2 separate regions of the Mus musculus genome follow, and region 2 is linked to region 1. Evidence: chromatin loops called from intact Hi-C (ENCODE). Cell type or tissue: heart. All regions are shown on one strand. Each heading gives the region's core, and the rest is flanking DNA. Links, peaks and the distances in the headings are about the cores only. Region 1 overlaps Ttc28 (tetratricopeptide repeat domain 28). Region 2 overlaps Ttc28 (tetratricopeptide repeat domain 28).

Region 1 (6,661 bases), core at 760-4,759:
TTCAAGCATTCATTCACTTGGCTCTTCCTCACTGCCTACCCGTCTCGGAGATGGACCCAGTGGGAACTGAAGCACTGAGCCAGCACTGTGGTTTACAGGAACGTGGTCAAAGGAAGGCATGGCCCATGATGCCCAGCAACAGAACTGCCAAAGGGAAGGCACACTCCACAATAAAACCAAAGACAGGATCAGGATGAGTTAATGTGAGGAAACTCATCAGGCAGAGGCAGGTGGAGCTCTGTAAGGTCCAGGCCAGCAAATGAGAACCTATCTCAAAAAGAAACAAATAAAAGAGGAGGAAGAGAAGCAGAAGGAGGAGGAGGAGGAGGAAGAACAGGAGGATGGGGAATGGGAGGAGGAGCAAGGGGAGTTGGGGGATAGGAGGGGCAGAGAGAGGAGGGGGGAACAGGAGAAGCAGGAAGGAAATTCTAGACATAGGATAGAAACTAGTGAGTGATATCCAGCGAGACTGCAGGGTGTGGTTGTACTGCAGTGAAATTGCAGTGAGGACATGCTGCATGCCAAGTATTCTTGTAGGAGCCAGGTGCCATTCCCACTGACATAACCAAGACACTGCCCCCCCCACCCCCACCCCCGCCACCCATCACCACCCATCACAGAGCTGCTCTGCAGCACAGCTGGATCCTCACCACTGTCCAGCTTAAGAGTGTGCTCATCAGTAGGGAATTCACAGTACAGCCATTTGTTTCCAGGTTCTCCTTTTTTAGTAAGTCTAATTCCAAGTTGCAGCTGTATGGTAGAAGCTTCAGTTCCATACAATACGATGAGGGTGAACTTGTGTGAATGATGAATGGGCACCACTAAGAACCCCGGTGGCCTCTGGGTGAGGAAGAGAGCAAGTGACAAGCCATACCATGTCTTCTGTTTTATCCTGACCCTGCCTGGCTCAGGACGTGCTTACTCCACCGCCAGCCTCCCCCAGAGCATGGATGGAGGTCAGGACTTTAACAAGGCCTGTACTGTAAGCATATATTTGTCTTATCGGCAATTACTTGAAAGGGATATGAAGAAGAAACCACAGAGAAAAGAGGCTACAAAAAGGAAAATCATTAGGATGCCATTTACAATAGATCCAGGGTGATAAACTCTATGAGGACAGACATAAGAGATTGGATGACTCCCAGGAACACAAGTCAAGGGAGCTGCCAGCATCAGAGCCTGGGTCTCCAGGCTGCAGGGACCATGAAAGGAGATCCACAGGAGATTCCAACGTGACCTGACACCACTAAACAAGTCGGGTCCCAAGATGAATAGCCGTGATAGCAACTGTAAAGAATTCAGAAGTGACTAGGAAGAGACACCAGGACTGTGGCAACTTTTACAAAGGAAAACATTTAACTGGGGCTGATTTAAATTTTTCAGAGGTCCAGCCCATAATCATCATGGCGGGGAGCATGGCAGCATACAGGCAGACATGGTGCTGGCAAAGGACCTGTGAATGCTACATCCTGATCTGAAGACCACTAGAAGACTGACTCTCTCAGGCAGCTAGGAGAGGGGTCTCAAAGGCCACCCCCAGAGTGACACACTTCATCCAAAAAGACCATACCCACTACAACAAGGCCACGCCTCCTAATAGCGACACTCCCTGTGGGCCAAGTATTCAAACAGACTAATCGATGGGGCCATGCCCACTCAAAAGATCGCACTAGGTAATAAATGCTAAAACACTAAGTATAAAGCATGACTGCATTAAAATTTGAAATTAACATTATACTCCAAAATTAAATATTTCATCACAGAGAAAGAGTAGGGAAGGGTCTGTGACATATTCTTATAAAAGTTATGTCGTTGCAAGACACAGATCTACAGGGTGTGATCCTTCCCACGAGCTTTCCAGGGGAGCCCCTTCAGAGAAGTCCTAAGAAGCAAGGTACTGACTGGAAGAAGGCAGAGGAGAAAGCAAATAAGAACAACATACCAGAAGAGGAACGGAAATGTCACAATGAAGCTCATTACTCTGTGTGCTTAAATAAACCAGATAAGTAAAGCCAGATTCGTATTTTATTAAGGTGCCGACTATAACAAGATAAACACATCATAAGACTCTCAAATTACATAATTAATGTAGCTTATGTGACACATTCCTATTAATAATCGTTTATCATGCATGAACAGTAAAATAACATTAGACAAGCAATGGAGAAATGCAATCAGAGGGGCTTCCCGACCTTCATGCTGGAGTCTTATTGACACAGTGCTATCTAACACTAATCCTTGGATTTGGAAAGCAGAAATCTCTTCAGAGTGGTAAATAAACATATTCCTCCGAGACTGGCATTTTGATTACTATCACCTCGGCAAATACAAGATAAAAACAATAATAAATAAATAAATAAATAAATAAATAAATAAATAAATAAGAACAGGGCACAGGGCATTCTGCAAGGCCAATTAGGTTGCATAAACCAAGCAAGCACAATACTGGAGCGAGTTCAGGTACTAAGCCTGGTACCTCATCTTAAACGTGTCTGTCTTAATCATGACTACCAGGGAGATTTTGTGGAGAATGGCTGCCCCCTTTCTGATGTTGTCTGTAAAGGTTGGAAGCCAATGACAAGATATTCTGGGGCACTTAAATAAGCCACCAGAGTCAAACCTAGGAATGGACTGAAGAATAGAGTGTAAGGACACAGCGGGAGCTACTTACTCTTACATAAAATAAGCACTTTTTGAGCAACTGCATTATTCTTGAAAACAAAAGAGATATGGTCCCTGAACTTAAGGAGCTACAACTCTACAAAGAGGCCAGATAAACACCTAAATTTACAAGGAGAAAGAAAAGATCCCAGCCAACAAAATGAAGTCAGCCCCAAAAGCCAGAATCTATTTATAGTCTGTGGCAGAGACTGTAAATGCTTACAATTCCCAGGTAGCTTAAATCTCTGTGCTCCTCCAAGAGGGAGGGGGTGAGGGATGGAGGCAGCATCCTGGTAATGGTCCTTGAAGTGGAAGAGGAAAATTCAAGTAAGACCTGCCTCCATCCTGATCTGACACCACACACACACATACACACACACACAAACACACACACACACACACACACACACACACACACACACACACACTGTCACCCCAGTGAGTCGAATCCCTTTTCTACACCAGTCCCCTTATTTGTGAAATTCAAGTAACACACCCTTTCCTTACTAGATAAGAACTGAACAAATGCAGACTAAACAGAGGTGCCTGGCACACAGCAGGTGCCTAAAAAAAAAAAAATGCTGGGTGCTACCTGAATGATGTAAAATATCATTTCAGCCACAAAGCCAGAGCAACTATTCAGAATCCTACATTTTTAATTAAGACAATTAATTAGAGTGTGACCGGCAAAGAAAAACCTGCTTGTATTTAATACATAAAATGTGATGAGTCTGGAGATAAGTGGACCTATGCATCTTGCTTTGGGGAAAACTGCTCAACTCTCAGTGAGAGATCTATTAGGTTTGGAAGTCCCACTGAGACTCATCCTGGCCTGTGGTGTAGGTTGGAGTGACATGGCATGGCCTGGCGTGGACCTGATGAACCATGTTGGGAGGCTCCTTTGTGAGAAGATAATCAGACCCTAGTAGAATACTGCATACTCACACATTCATAAACTTTGTCTTGAGTATTTAATCTATCAAATTAATAGTGTAAATCGGAGGAGATAATTCCCCTTCAGTCAATGTGCCCCCAGTTCCATGTTCAGTTAGAAACAAAGAAATCAGGAAATGATAGTTACTCAGTTACCAGTGAACCCAGAAACCCAGAATTCAAAAAAGCCCAAACTAGAAGTGGCGGACAAGACCCTCAAGATACCCAGCCACCAATCAGCCCCAGCCCTAAAGTCCAGTTGGGCAGTACAATTTGTGGGTGTTCTCCCTAGCTCCATTCAGACCACACAGTACAGCACCACTCTCTATGTGGGGTGTGAATAGTCTGTATGGATCCGTTTGGTAAACCACCTGACGTGTGACTATACCACCACAAATGTGTTAACAGACGCAGCCAGAGATCGTGGCAGTGGTATGTATGATCATTTGAGTATTCTGGAATGACTAAGAAAATAAACGGAGTCTGCTGAAGGCTCGGTGATGCCTGCTGGAGTGAATAGCATCTTTCCCAGAGTAGCTTTCACGTTCAGTGTACAAGAACTGCTCTCAAGCCACCAACAAATAATCACACACAGTCGGACAGCTCGGCCTCTATGAGCTCTCCAGACTGATATCTGGATCCTCATACCATGATGCCTTGTGACTGTGAATACAGAAAATAGACACAATCTCTGGTATAGCCATCTAAACGTCACGGCATGAGTAAATACTGCAGTGAATCTTAACACTTGAAACAGAATCTTCCAGAGTCCAGAAATCCACCTGGCTGCCAAGAATAATACTTCCGTGGTTCGAGCAATCCCAGTGCCCAGAGGGGTTTTCAGTGACATAACCGTATGAGTTACTACATGTTGAGTAAAATAGAAAAAGCAGGCATTTGTGGATGCACTGTTTGCAGAGATCTCTAAACTACTCTTGATGATTGCACAAATGTAGAAGATTGTAGGTCTATGCAGCATCTGTTTAAGATGTTTGATTATATGGGGTTTTCCTGTGTTCTCATGGGAGGAGGGGGCAGCATACACTTTTATATCAGTCTCATTGAAGGAAGCCCTATGATGAGAACCGAACAAATATGTGAGTGATTGTGGCTTTGGGCTGAGGTAGAAACAACTGCCACTGGATAAAATCGAATCAATTAGATACCAAAGAAAACCTTTGCATTCGCCGGCCTATAATGAAGCGCGGTTTCCTCGGCTCCCTGGCAGTCAAGCCAGCGCCGTGTCGTCTCAGTACTTCACACATGATTTCTATTTCAGTTCTGATGTCAAACCCGACATCTCACATCACGGCACAAAGAAAGAACCAGTTTAGCTAGTTGAGTGAAACACCAGACAGCTGCTAGCAGAGACAGGTCACGGCTGGGGAGGGGCACGGCACATTCAGCTCGCTGTGTTTTCCTTCAGAAGAATGTCAATAAAAACCATGGCCAAATGAGGTATTGAAGGGAAAGTCCCGCTATGCCGTAAACCGCTGGGTTAACCTAAGAGTGGCAGTCAGGCAAGTTTGCAAAGGAGAACCCTGGCCAAAAACACGGGCTGCCAAGAACTTGAAGAAAGCTGTCTTTCTCCCTCGGTGTCCCAAGGAAGGGACCGGTCCCACATTTAGAAACGTTATTTCGGGGACCAATAGCAATTTATTTTGATAGAACCACTGCATGTTTTTTCCTCCGGTTCTCAACAAAGGAGCCATATTAGGAAATAATCTTGCAAAAAGCAAAGTACCCCCTCCCCCTTGCCCACGATCGATGCACACACGCGGCGCACAATGGCCGGCGCGCCCGCACTCGCCCACGCGGCCGCAGGTCCCCGCAGCCTCCCCGCCGCAGCCCCGGCGCCCGAGGCTCGGCCGTCGCGGGGAGCCGCTCGGCGCTCGCTCCGGGGCTGCCCGCCCCCCAGCGGGGCCCAGGGGAAGCGGCTGCCAGCGGCCGGGACGCCGGTCCCCGCGGGGCAGGGGGCGCTCCGACGCCCACCTGCGGGCCTAAGCGGGGCGGGCGCGCCGCGGCTCCGGGCCAGCACGCGGGGCTGAGTCTCAGCTGTCACCCCGCCGGGCCGCGCGCGCCCGGAGGCGAGAACTTGGCGGGCGATGGGCGCACGGACCCGGATGGCCCCGGGGTCCCGCGGGGCCCCCTCCCCATCAGCCCCACCGCCGCCGTCGCCGCACTCACCTTCTTCCGGGGCTGCCATTTCATCATATTTGTACAGCCGACCCGGGACACATCAAGAGGTGGGCTGGGGGCTGGGGGCAGACGCAGGGCGGCGGCGACTGCAAGTCATGCTGCCTCCTTGCACCCCCTCGTTCTTTCCCCGATAGGACAGACAGTCTTCGTCTTCGGTTCAGCGCGAAGTGCCGCGGCCACCACACTCTCCCACGGGGCTAGGACGTCCCGGCGGCCAGAGGCGCGCCCGGGCCGGAGCGGGGCATGTTCCCCGACCCGCGCCTGCGAAAAGGCTCCAGGCAGGAGCTCTGGGATGGGCCGCAGACCCCTCAGAGCAGAGACCCACGGCAGAAGCTGCCACAGAAACCCGGCCGGGCTCCTGCCATCCAAGCCCCTCTTGGCGAATTCTCCTCTTCTCCAAAAAAGAAAAAGATTAGACAAGCAATCAAACCCTCACACGCAGCCTGGAGCAATTCCCAAAATTCTGGGTGTATTTCTCGTTTGTAAAAATTTAGCAAAGAAAATTCCAAAGATCTGTAATCAGAGCTTCTTTGCGCAGTTTTCTGCTTCTTAGACAACTTGGGATCGGATCTGCCCTTCCGAAATGTCCACCTTCCCTGAACCTAGTAAATAGGAAAACTTGGTTTGTGTGTTTAGATTTTTTTTTTCTTAATTCCCAAGAACCTAAGTGGGGAAAGGCTGGAAGGAAATCCTGCAAGAACCTAACTCCACAGCTCGGTCTGCACTAATGACTTCCTTCCCTTCAGTGCGAGCACAGCCAGCCCAGCTCCAGCCACCACAGCAAAGAGTTTCTGGGTCTTAGTGCCACGACATTTACACAGCAGAAAAGTGAAGCTACAGTTCCATATGCGTCCACAGGCCGGCTCCG
Region 2 (6,661 bases), core at 1,173-5,172, 130 kb before region 1:
TGCATTGCACTTTCAACAAGGACAGAATGACTTTACGTCATGATTTGCTCCAAACAATAAAACCGGTGTGCAGTTTGTGCTACAGCCTGCTAAAGCCATCTTACTGATGTGCTCTTCCTGTTTTCTCACAGGATCTCAAGGCACCGAAGGAACCAGAAACCTCGCCCAGGTGTAGGAGGGCGGAATGTTTTTTGACTCCAGCAATGCGGCCATCCTACTGTGCCGAGCCTCGACCATTCCTGACAGACATGCACATTTATGCTCAATGCTCCTCTTACAAGAAACGTACTTTCCTCTCATGTGTGAAGGGAGGCACTGCAGCTCTCCTGCTGGAAATGGTATTCTGTAGTGAAGAAATTGTTGTTTATATGTCTAGAGGGGTGTGTGTGTGTGTGTGTGTGTGTGTGTGTGTGTGTGTGTGTAGTGCTATCAGTTACTGAACTTGGGAGGTAGAGGCTGGTAATCTCTGTGTGTTTGATGGCAATTTGAGCCACATAGCAAGTTAGAGGACAGCAAGAGCCACAAAGTGAGACTCTGTCTCAATAAATAAGTAAGGGACTACTTTAAGAGATTTAGAAATACCAGAGTTTCTTTTGAGGCCAAGTCTGATGTAGCCCAGGCTAGACTTGAACTTGCCAGGTAGCTGAGGATGACCTTAAACTCTTAGTGACCTTGAATTTATGCTCAGCCAATGGCCTTATTCTATAGCATTCACTGTGGGAAGCCACCCTAGGAGAAGGCCACTGTCTGAGCAAGCGAGAATTCCATCAGCTAAGACATGGTGGCTACAAGAGGACGGGGAGAAATATGATAGGAGGCATGGTGATGGTGAGGATGGTGGTAGTGATGGTTATGGTGATGGTGAGGATGGTGGTAGTGATGGTGGTGGTGATGATGCAGAGTTTTATAGGGGGAAGTGGACTGTCTGCAGGCGGCCTGCTTTGCAAGCACACTGCTTTGCAGCAGCCTCATGCAAACTTGCTGCACATGCTCTTTCCTTTGATGTCATCACTGTTTTATCAGCGGGCTGAAGAGAAGTTTTGATAACTGGCCTCGGGCCTAAGAGGTCTGACTCAGCTGATTTATAATGTAAAGACCTCACCCTCGGCACTGGGTCCAACGGCCTCTCCTTCAAGTCCTGCTGTCTCAGGTGACCTGAGTTACTGTGTAACTGTCCTGATCATTTCTCAAAGGTCTGTGAGACACAGAGAGAAGGTTGCCAAGCCTTCCCCTGTGAACTCAATACTCCCCGTGAGGACAGAGCTCTAGGCTCAAACGGAATGTTTTTTACATTTTAATCTACTCCCTCAACTACTAGAAGTAAAATAAAGACCCCCAAACACATTCTTTCTGTCTTACACACATGTATGCACACACAACACACATACCACAGACCTTTTAATGGATTTCACACTACCACTAGTACAGATTATATAATACACACTGTGTGGAAACAGCACTGGAGACAGTGCAGTGGTGGAGGGGGGTCCCTGGGAGACATCTAAGTAACTTCCTGCGGCTGACGCAGACCCAGAAGCTCCGTTTTCTCCTGGCCTGGCAAACCCACAGGTGCCGGGAGCCTCTGGCAGTCATAATTCACCTCGCTTTCATAATCATGAAGAGTCGTATTTCACTTTACAAGATCCTTTGTGAGTAGCGTGCTGAGCCTGTAAAAGGAACCCTCACTGATGTGAGTTTTAGAATTTAGTCTCTTAACAGCAGAGATAACTGCAAAAAGGAAGGGGAGTGAATCAGATATAGTTGTGTTTTCTAGTTTCTAAAACTTGCTCTAGTTTCTAAAACTTGCTTGGAAGTTGCGAGTTGAGGAAGCTTTAAGGCTCCTGCCACTGCCTAGATTCTCCAGCCTACGAGCCTCCATCACCAGCTTTGGCCTGGAACAGGAGGGTAGAGCCTCCAAGGATGAGAGCAATGGTCGCCTCCTAATCTGCACAGCAAAGGCACAACATGTGGTGTGTGCTGACCCAATGGATACGACAGTTAGTATATGTGAGCTGCAGCTCTTTCCTTCTGGGTACCAGGTGGGGGGTCCAGAGCTACCATGTGGGTTCTTTTCAAATACTTTGACAGCTGAGTGTCATCTCTCTAGCCCCTGGATACATGTATAGAAGACATAAATGGTTTAAGGCATATGAAAACACATCAAGCATCAGCAACCATAAAGGCATATGAAACAGAATGACTATGGTTGTCACCACAGACATGCTAGGAATATGGCCCCATAATTTGGGTGGTAGTGGTGCACACCTTTAATCCCAGCCCTCGGGAGGCAGAGGCAAGTGGATCTCTGAGTTGGAGGCCAGCCTGGTCTACAGAACAAGTTTCAGGACAACCATGGTCACACAGAGAAACCCTGTCTCAAAAATAAAAACAAGACAAAAGAATGGCCTCCATAGGCCATTGAATGTTTAGGGAGTGGCACTGTTGGGGGAGTGGCTTTGTTGGAGGGGGTGTGGCCTTGTCAGAGAAAGTTTGTCACTAGGACTGGGCTTTGGAGGTTTCAAAGGCTCAAGCCAGTCTCAGTCAGTCTCAGTCTCTCTCTCTCTCTCTCTCTCTCTCTCTCTCTCTCTCTCTCTCTCTCTCTCTTCTTGCTACCTGTGAATCTAGATGTAGAACTCTCAGCTACTTCTCCAGCACAGTCTACCTGTCTACCACCATGCTTCCCACCATGATGACAACGAACTAAACCTCTGACACTGTAAGCCAGCCCCAACTAAATGCTTTCTTTTAAACAACTGCCCTGGTTACGGTGTCTCTTCATAACAATAGAACTATGACTAAGACAACAGATGGTACCAAGGAGCAGGGTAATGCTGAGACAGTCTTGCCTGTTTGGAGAATGTGGACATGGGCACTTTAGATTAGGAAAGCAGTTGAACACAATAAGTGGGGCTTAGAGGGCCATCTGAGCAGTGACATGGAAGTCAGTGCCCAGCGCAATTTGAGATGTGGGGCCCAACTCACGAAATTTCAGAGAAGAATATTAGTAAGTGGCCGAGAGACTATTCTCCTGACATTTTGATGAAGAATGTGGTTGCTTTTTTGCCCTTGTCTGAAAAACATGCCTGAGGCTAAGTGATAGAGTTTTTGGATTAACAGCGTAGGTAGAGGAGATTTCAGAGCAGCCGAGCATTGATTCTGTTGCTTGGTGATTAGTGGACCCTCTCATGCAGATCTGTGATGAAAAGGAGCAGTCTGAGCAAGGGAAAGTGAAAAGTGTACCGTCTGGAGAGAAAAGGAGCATCAGGAAGTGTGATGGAGCTGAGTCCAGCGCTCAAGGAGATAAAACTCCTAAAGGAAGTCCTGACGCCGCCCGTATGGAATAAAGAGAGCAGTGACCTCAGGGCAGGACCCCACCCAGCTGAGCTTACAGCTGTGGAAAAATAAAATAAAAGGGAGCTTAAACAGTGAAGGAAACCAGCAAACCCAGAAAGCTGATGCAAATGAATTTGCAAGGAGGCCAAGTCCCAGCCCCAGCAAGCGGAAGACCTTGGTGGCTTAGGTCACTTGGTTCTGGTTTTAGAGTGAGGGATACAAAAAAGGGGTTGAGGAATCTCCCTCCATGGCTAAGGAAAGCTGCTGAGGCCGGGCATGCTCCAGGGGTGTCCTTGCACAGAGACTGGGAGAAACCATTGCTTGAAGCTGTGAAACGGAACCCTAATACTACCCTGGAGACCCAGGTCAGAGCCATGGGGTGCCTGCCCAGGATGTGATGCTCAGAGGGAGTGGAACCAGACACAGAGAAAGAAGCATGCTGCAGTCAAGAAAGCTGAAAAGAGTTAGAGAGCTTTTTTTTTTTTTTTTTAAAGAGTCACCGTGGTCATGGTGTCCCTTCACGGCGATCCACCAGTTCTAGGACAGATGGCTATTATCAAAGAGGCAAGAGTACCTGGCACAGTGTTCAAGACATACTGCATTGTGTAAAACAGATAAGATGCCTTGAAAAAAATTAAAATTCCTTTGCTGGTTTATATGAAATAAAATGATCTCGATGCCTCAGGAGATGCCTGGATACCTGAGTCCCCTTCAACACTGTCAACCCAAGTTGACCAATAGATTTTTCTAATGTAGAGAGACACGGCCATAAAGTATGAAATCACCTGTGCCATGTGGGTGGGGAGAAAGGACATCTTGTTAGATGGAGCACAACAGCCAAGGGAAGACAAGCACCGCAGGTCCTCCATCACAGCAAAGCACTGTATAGTCGTGGTCTCAGAACAGGTAGGAAAGCAGGGGGACAGAGAAAAGCCACACACCACTAAGATAACAGGAATCAGCCCCGGTGTTCCAGAGTGCACAGGGGTAAGTGTATTGTGTCCAGCATGCTGTGGGTTTTAAAATAGGCAGAGGAGGGCTGGTGAGGTGGCTCAGCAGGTAAGAGCACTGACTGCTCTTCCAAAGGTCCTGAGTTCAAATCCCAGCACCCACATGGCGGCTCACAACCATCTGCAATGAGATCTGGTGCTCTCTTCTGGTGTGTCTCAAGACAGCTACAGTGTACTTATGTATAATAATAAATAAATCTTTAAAAAAAATAGGTAGAGGAAAAGAAGCAGAAGATTCTCAGTACATAGAGATGATAATATAGGGGGCTGGAGGGATGGCTCACACATGCTGCACTTGCGGAGGCCTTAAGCTGGGTTCCCAGCATCCATGATAGGCAGCTCACAACTGTGTTATCTGAGCTCCAGAGGATCAGACATCCTCATCTCCAAAGATGCTGCACGAAGGTGCACAACCTCCCATGCAGACACATGCACATAGTTAAAAGTGAAATAAAAAGCTTTACAGAAAGGCAATGCGCATGGAGACAGTATTACTGACTACTCTTACTTGAGCATGTACTTCATGTGCATGAATCAAACACGTCCTACGTGCCCCATAAATGCACATAAATACATACAAATAAGAATTGCTAAACAAAACTACAAAAATATTTTCTTGGCATTGAAAATGAGAAAAAGAAAAGAAATACACAACTAGGTATTTTATATATACACAGTTATATTTAAGTGCACAGAAAATGGGCTATAGCCCCACTGTCCAATAAATATATAAAGCTGAGATCTATTCTAATCATAGCTGCAATTGGATGTCTAGAGAAAGTGGGCTGGCAAGCTGGTTCAGGAATACATCACATCCACATGTAGGAGAGAAAGAGGGGGATGCCAGCACAATCTCAGCCTACAACAAAGCCATGAGAATGGCCGTGTCAGAGATGAGACTCATTAGAAGGTCTGTGCTGTCTGCATGATGACAGAAGGACATAATGGGGACAGCAGCACGCACTGCAGGGTCTCAAGGGCTGGATCCATGGGAAGAAACCTGACTTTGTTCTCTGCCCCAAACCGAGCAAGGCCACAGATCTAAGTGCAGATACTGAAGTGGTAAAGCCGAGTGACCTTGAGAGACACATACATTTCCAGAAGCAGGCCGCAAAGTGAACGCTAAATTGGACCTCATCAGCAGTTCACACAATGTCAGATAGAAACAATGAGAACAGGGAAAGAGCATTGGGGATCCAGAGATGTTCAGGCAAACTGAACAGGGTCGAAAGAGGAGCTTCCACACAGGGGAACCAGAATGAGCTAATGTGCAGAAGGACAAACTTATGGCAAGCGGACCCACAGGGGCTACAGAGAGAACAGTGGAAAGGCCGTGGGGATGGTTATGAAAGTATTTAGATTCCCCCCAGAGGCAACTGAACCTAGCAAAGCTTTATGAACAGGTAACTTCACGGTCTGAACTAAATTTTAGAAGGGCAGGTGAGAAAAGTGTGTAAGAAATTGTCACACAGAGAAGAAACCAGAATCAGGGTGAACTTAGAAAACTAGAACTTTCAGAAACCGGGACGTTTGCACGCTCCAGTGTGACAGGAGATACGTATACAAAGCCACCCAGCAAAAGAAAATGCCTCTTCGAAGCAGTGCCTACTTCTCTTAAATATTTGAGATAAACCCATGTTACCCGAGAGTAGGCACTGCTATTCCATAGTTACATACGGTGCACACACAGATGATAAAGCCAGGAGGAGACAGTGACCCCCAAGGATCCCCAAGGACCCCTAGGACAGCAGCAGAATCCTTTCAGAATCCTAGAGCTGCAAGCTCTGTGCTCTGAAGGCAGCTTTTATGAAATAACATTTAATCTCACAACAGCATCCTAACTACACGTGACAGTATCCAAAGTTACTTGCTCAGATGCCTGTGCCCCTACTCACTTTTAACTATTTTTTGTTGAAGTTTAGGAATCCCTTAAATTGCGTATGACACACCTCATTACAACCACTTCAGATAACTAGCAAAAATCTATCATTCTAAACACGTGTCAGCAAAGACCTAAGAAATAAGGGTTGTTCACCAGAAGATTCAAAGAAAAGCTGTTAAAGCCCCAGAAAATGAAACAACTCGAATGACCATCCATCCATTTAAAGAGTTGGACTGTCTCGGGGCCACACAGCAATTATCGACAGGGGCAAAATTTAAGTTCAAGGTTGTGGGATACCTAAACTCATACTCAACCATTTCTGTATCTTGGGCCATGTTAACAGACCCTGGAGTGAACACCCCTTCTTCTCAACTCATAGAGTTTCTTAAAGAGAATGATAGCGAGGAAAGACAGATTCCAGCTGCAGAAATAAGAG

Evidence for each region. Hi-C counts contacts between places; a loop is a spot of excess contacts. Peaks named below come from ENCODE experiments on the same cell type or tissue, not always from the same donor. Only the 100,000 strongest peaks of a DNase experiment are listed, where the experiment ranks them.
Region 2: it touches region 1 in a loop (4-fold over the local background); 5 of 42 quality-filtered maps call a loop at or near these places.

Annotation. Positions count from the first base shown.
Region 1 is chr5:110,978,526-110,985,186 of GRCm38, reverse strand. All of the region lies in intron 2 of Ttc28 (tetratricopeptide repeat domain 28), which reads right to left. Among named protein-coding and RNA genes, the nearest start is that of Mir701, 22 kb to the left of the region's middle. In heart, for the core only: a CTCF peak has its summit at 2,543; no DNase peak of the experiment used is centred there; H3K4me3 peaks cover 461 bases; H3K27me3 peaks cover 497 bases.
Region 2 is chr5:111,108,286-111,114,946 of GRCm38, reverse strand. All of the region lies in intron 5 of Ttc28 (tetratricopeptide repeat domain 28), which reads right to left. Among named protein-coding and RNA genes, the nearest start is that of Mir701, 110 kb to the right of the region's middle. In heart, for the core only: no CTCF peak of the experiment used is centred there; a DNase peak (open chromatin) is centred at 3,386; H3K27me3 peaks cover 691 bases.